Linked DNA regions of Homo sapiens: region 2 is linked to region 1. The links are chromatin loops, found by intact Hi-C in ENCODE. Cell type or tissue: heart left ventricle. All regions are shown on one strand. Each heading gives the region's core, and the rest is flanking DNA. Links, peaks and the distances in the headings are about the cores only. Region 1 overlaps SPATA6L (spermatogenesis associated 6 like). Region 2 has its middle 67 kb from the start of PLPP6.

Region 1 (2,917 bases), core at 284-2,783:
TCTTTGCAGACATTGACAAGATGATTGAAAAATTCTTATGGAAACTCAAGTGAACCAAAATAGTAGTCTTGAAAAAGAAAAACTAAGCTGGAAGATTTACACTTCCTGGTTTTGAAATTTATTACAAAGCTACGGTAACAGGATTGTGTGTTGGCATAACAATAGACATATGAATCAATAGAATAGAACTGAGACCCTAAAAGTAAACCCTCACATTACTGTAAGCTGAATTTCAACAAGGGTACCAAGACAATTCAATGAGGGAAAGAATGGTCTTTTATCAAATGGTGCTAAAACAAATGGATATCCATATGCAAAAGAATGAAGTTGGTCCCCAACATCACACTGTCTACAAAAATCAACACAGTATAAATCATCTAGATGTAAGAGCCAAAACTATAAAACCATTAGAAGAAAACATAGATGTAAGTCTTCATGACCTTGAGTTAGGCAATGGTTTCTTAGATATGACACCAAAAGCACAAGCAACAAAGGAAAAATAGATAAACTGAAATTCATCAAAATTAAAAACTTTTGCATTTCAAAAAAATACCATCAAGAAAGTGAAAGACAATTCTAGAATGGGAGAAAATATTTGCAAATCATCTATCTAACAAAGGTCTTGTATCTAGGATATATAAAGAACATTTACAGGCCAGGCACAGCGGCTCATGTCTGTAACCCCAACACTTTGGGAAGCCCAGGAGAGAGGATCACTTAAGACCAGGAGTTCAAGACCAGCTGGGCAACATAGTGGCATCCTGTCTCTACAAAACAAAAACAAAAACAAAAAATAGCTAGGCATGGTGCTGTGCGCCTATAGTCCCAGCTACTTCAGAGGCTGAGGTGGGAAGATCACTTGAGCCCAGAAAGTTGAGGCTTCAGTAAGCTATGATCGTGCCACTGCACTCCAGGCTAGGTGACAGAGCGAGACCCTGTCTCAAAATAAACCAAAAAATAAAGACAAATGACCCCATTAAAAAGTAGGCAAAGGATCTGAATAGACATTTCCCCCAAAGAAAATACACAAATGGCCAAATATCTCATGAAAATGTGTTCAATATCATTAGCCATCAGGGAAATGCAAATCAAAACAATGACGAGATACCACTTCACACCCACAAAGATGACTACCAATCAAAATGACAGACAATAACAAGTGTCGGCCAGGATGTGGGAAAATGGAACCCTCATACATTGCTGGTGGGATGTAAAATGATTCAGCTGCTTTGGTAAATAATGTGAAACTTCTTTAAAAGGTTAAACATACAGTTACCACATTGAAATGGGAAAAGCTCCTTTGTCCCCCTCTCAGGACGTGCGATGGGGGTGTGGCTCGCTTCTTCAGTGCTCCGCTGCTCAAACCTCTAGAGGAGCAGACAGACGGGGGCAGGCTGTGGGGTTCCGACCCCATAGCACTATCTAGGGGTGAATGTTTACAGCTTGTGAAGCCCCAGTGGGTGTGTTTTACAGTTTGCCGTCTATAGGTGGCTTGTGTTAGCTCAATTAGACCCTCTACCATGTCGCAAGGACAGAGGGCTTTCTGTACCCCCGGGTTTCTTGCCTTGGTGTACTGGAAGAATAGGATCACACATGGGCTTGGAGAATGAGTGTGAGGTTTTATTGAGTGGGGGTAGCTTTCAGCAGATGGGGGAGCCAGCAGGGAGATGGTTTTCCCCTGGAGTTGGGCCACTCGGCAGCCCCGGCTCTCTTCCAACTGCCCCGGCCAAACTCCGTGTCGTTCTGCCAGTGCCAATGTACTCCTCTCGATGTCCAGCCGCTTCTGTCTCTGCCTTGCTAGGGTCTCCGTCTGTTACAGGCACAGGATGGGGGCATGGTGGGCCAGGATGGTCTTGGGAAATGCAACATTTGGGCGGGAAAGCAGGAGTGCCTGTCCTCACCTAGGTCTGTGGGGATGGAGCCCTAGCCAGGGACCACACCCTTCCTGTACCGAGCACTTCCCTTCCCTGGTCCATATCATTTAAAGGTACCACTCTCTTCTCTTCCCAGCACTCCTGTATCAATATGACCCAGCAATTTCACTCCTAGGTATACCCAAGAGGCATTAAAACATATGTTCACACAAAAACTTATACACAAATATTCACAGCATCATTATTCATCATAGCCTAAAAGTGGAAACAACCCAAATGTCCATCAATTGATGACTAGAAAAACAAAATGTGATATATTCATCCAACAGAATACTATTTGGCCATACAAAAAATTAAGTTCTGGCACATGCTATAATATGGATGAATCTTGAAAACATTACACTAAGAATTCAATCACAAAGGAGCACATGTTGTATAATCTCATTCATATGAAATATCCAGAATAAGCAAATCTATACAGACGGAAAGATTAGTGGTTACCTATAGCTAGGAGGGCTGGTGGGGAATAGGGAGTGATTGCTAATGGGCATAGGGCCGCTTTTTGTGGTGATAAAAATATTCTAATTTAATGAAACACATAAAAACAATTTTTATAAATAAACAACCAAACAGAATCATACTATCCATCAAAGCCCATCTATATTTAGTTTTTTTGTTTTTTTGTTGTTTTTTTTTTTGAGATGGAGTCTTGCTCTGCCACCCAGTCTGGAGTGCAATGGCACGATTTCGGCTCACTGTAACCTCCGCCTCCCAGGTTTAAGCGATTCTCCTGCCTCAGCCTCCCAGGTAGCTGGGACTACAGGCATGTGCCACCACATCCGGCTAATTTTGTTGTATTTTTAGTAGAGATGGGGTTTCACCATGCTGACCAGGCTGGTCTCAAACTCCTGACCTCAAGGGATTCACCCGCCTCGGCCTCCCAAAGTGCTGGGATTACAGATGTGAGCCACCGTGCCCAGCCAAGCCCATCTATATATAGAAAAGGGTATGTAACAGAATCAAAAATGTGATTCAAATTTTAC
Region 2 (2,917 bases), core at 271-2,770, 59 kb before region 1:
GTCATCAGTGCCCTGCTCATGAAATCCAAAAGGCATTTTCTCAGTCATCAATTTTTACTCTTCTGCAACATATGTCACTGTTGATTAGCTTTATATTCCACTAAGTTATTTTTCCTTGGCTTCCAAGACATTACCAGATTCTGCCCCGCCTGACCGTTTTCCACCACTCTTCCACAACCTTTGTAACCTCCTCCTGCTGCTCCCTTACTGTGGGTCTCATCTCTCCCTGTGCCACACACACAGGGTCCCCTCAAATATTTGTGGAATAAATGAACAAGCTCACATCCTTCTGGTCTTCCTCTCTCCACCAGATACTCCTCCAATATTATGGATTCCACTACCATCTCTATGCAGATGATTAACAAAAATGTGTATCCACAAAGTCTACAGCTGCCCTTGGTTTCTCCTGCCCTGATCTCCAAGCCAAACCTCAGATCCCCACCTCCAACTTCTACTGACCACTTTCTGTTGGCTTTTCCACCATCTTTTTAAACTGAACTTATCCAAAATCAATCTCATCAATCTTTTCTGTAGTCTCTCTTTCCCAGATTGGGAATTGTGGGTTTTTGTTTTTTGTTTTTTGTTTTTCGGAGTCTCGCTCTGTCACCCAGGCTGGAGTGCAGTGGCGCGAACTCAGCTCACTGCAAGCTCTGCCTCCCGGGTTCATGCCATTCTCCTGCCTCAGCCTCCAGACTAGCTGGGACTACAGGCGCCCGCCAGCATGCCTGGCTAACTTTTTTTGTATTTTTTAGTAGAGACGGGGTTTCACCGTGTTAGCCAGGATGGTCTTGATCTCCTGAACTCATGATCTGCCTGCCTCAGCCTCCCAAAGTGCTGGGATTACAGGTGTGAGCCACCGCGCCCAGCGGGGAATTGTGTTTTTAAAAATCACCATTATTTCCCCTACAATCTAGGATCATAAACATTTCTTCTTGCTTTTGACCCCAAGAGGTTTGAGGTTGCAAGGCAGGTCTATAGAGGTTGGTGCATTTATTTGAATCCGTCTGCTCTGGGATTCAGGTGGGAGCCCCTGAGTGAACAGTGATGCCTCTTTGTGAAGCGAGTGACCCAAGACTTAGCCTCTGTCCAGACATGAATCACTGGACATGGTGTACTCCTGCATTTTCTCTTCCCACGTAATTCTTGAATAAACAACTTGTATTTTGATAATCCTCTAAATTCTATTTACAACCATAAGGCCTTCACGATAAGAACAAGATTCAGAGGGATTAAAAAAATACTAAACAAAATCCCAGACAAGGCCTCCATTCTTCTCAACACCCACCTTGACCCCTAGTAATTCTAAGTGTTCCCTATTCTATCTCCCTGGCCAAAAAGAGACCACAAAAAGAAAAGTCCCTAAAGGATTTCATTTGAGCTCCTATTTTGTTCTCTTAGTCGTTGAGTTCATCTTGCCTCACACATCATGAAGAATATGAATCCACAAAATGAAGGACACTGTGTCCTTATTTCTGCAGGGCAATTATTCTCTCCATCAATACCTCATTCTGCTGACTAAGTAGTTCACCTTCACTTTGTAACAAGCCCAGGCCACCGGACTTAACCACTTCTTCCTTAAAAGGGCCAGGTACCTCCCCCATACACCCACAGGTTTTTAAGCACCCCTAAAATAAGTTGTCTCATGATGTCTTCCCAGCCCTGATGTCTAATCAGCCCTTCTCTTTCCTGTGACTCTCCTACTCAGTTGAGGTTCTATTGCCCTAATTTTCAGACTTCTTCAAAGGCTTTGTCAGAGTCTCCCCACCGCCAGCCTCTACCTACTCCCAAACCATCCTGCACAAGATCATCAGATTAATACTTTGCTTTCTGGCTCCAAAACTCTAACGGCTTCTTATTGTCTACAGCACAAGTTGAAAATACTCGCCTGAATATTTAGGACACTTCAGAAGATACCCCAAAGGACATTTCCTCTTCTCTATATACATATGCTTCATTATACTCTCCCCAGTTGCCTCACTCTCCCAAATCTCTTCTCTACCTGGTCTGCCTATTTTTTAAATGCTGAAAATAAGTTCTGGGCCTCCAACACCAATACCCCACTGTTTCTAACCTCCTGAAACATACAGAAGCAACAGTATCTTGGTACATAATCAGATACTGCCTTATATTATTAAGTTAATCAATATGAGACGATTATAAAGTAATGAAATTGAGTTCCACAAACCTCACTGTAAATCAATACCATTATTTTATACTACTAAACAGGAGTCAAAACTGGTGGCTTTGGGCAAGACCCAGCTTCAGACCAGCTTTATGTGGGCCACAGAGCCTTTGGCTGGTTTAGATTTGAATTTGAAGATGAACACCTTGTGGGAGGATGGGGTGTTACATGCTCCACTTCACTCCAGCTCCCATCACTCACCATTATTTCAAACTCAACTGCTTCTGACAGTCACAAATCCTGCCTGGTCCTAAAGACATCCGAGTTTGCAACACCTTTTGGGAATCACACTTGAAATATCTCGTTTAAGGTCTCATTGCCCCAGTAAGTATGGAAACTTCAAGAGGGCACGGGTTGAATTTTACACCCCTTAGTGTGACCCCTCCCGACCCCACAGGGTCCTGCGCAATACTGAGCACACAGAAGGAGTTTAACAAATACAAGTTGAGTGGGTCCATGCGAGGCTGTGGGATCAATTTTGTTAACTGCAGGGCTGGGAGGAGACCCAGTGAACAAAGGACGTCATCCTATCCCTTAAGCAACAACAAATGAGCTTTCATAATGAAGAGTTCCCACCATGAATGCAACGCTTCCAGCAATAACACCTACTGCCACTGCCTACGGTCTGTTCCTGGAAGTCATCCCAATAAAACAAGTATGATGTTTATCTCAGTTCAAAATTCCAATTTCAGTGAGTGTCCGTTCCTGGAGAAAAAGGAACAGGAAAGTTTATTT

Evidence for each region. A loop is a pair of places that touch in the nucleus more often than their neighbours do. Peaks named below come from ENCODE experiments on the same cell type or tissue, not always from the same donor. Only the 100,000 strongest peaks of a DNase experiment are listed, where the experiment ranks them.
Region 2: a loop joins it to region 1, with 2.0 times the contacts of the local background. A loop is called at or near these places in 13 of 110 quality-filtered maps.

Annotation. Positions count from the first base shown.
Region 1 is chr9:4,652,995-4,655,911 of GRCh38, forward strand. The region is part of intron 3 of SPATA6L (spermatogenesis associated 6 like); the gene reads right to left. Among named protein-coding and RNA genes, the nearest start is that of PLPP6, 7.8 kb to the right of the region's middle. In heart left ventricle, for the core only: no CTCF peak of the experiment used is centred there; a DNase peak (open chromatin) is centred at 1,737.
Region 2 is chr9:4,593,644-4,596,560 of GRCh38, forward strand. It overlaps a transcript of SPATA6L not described here. Among named protein-coding and RNA genes, the nearest start is that of PLPP6, 67 kb to the right of the region's middle. In heart left ventricle, for the core only: no CTCF peak of the experiment used is centred there; no DNase peak of the experiment used is centred there.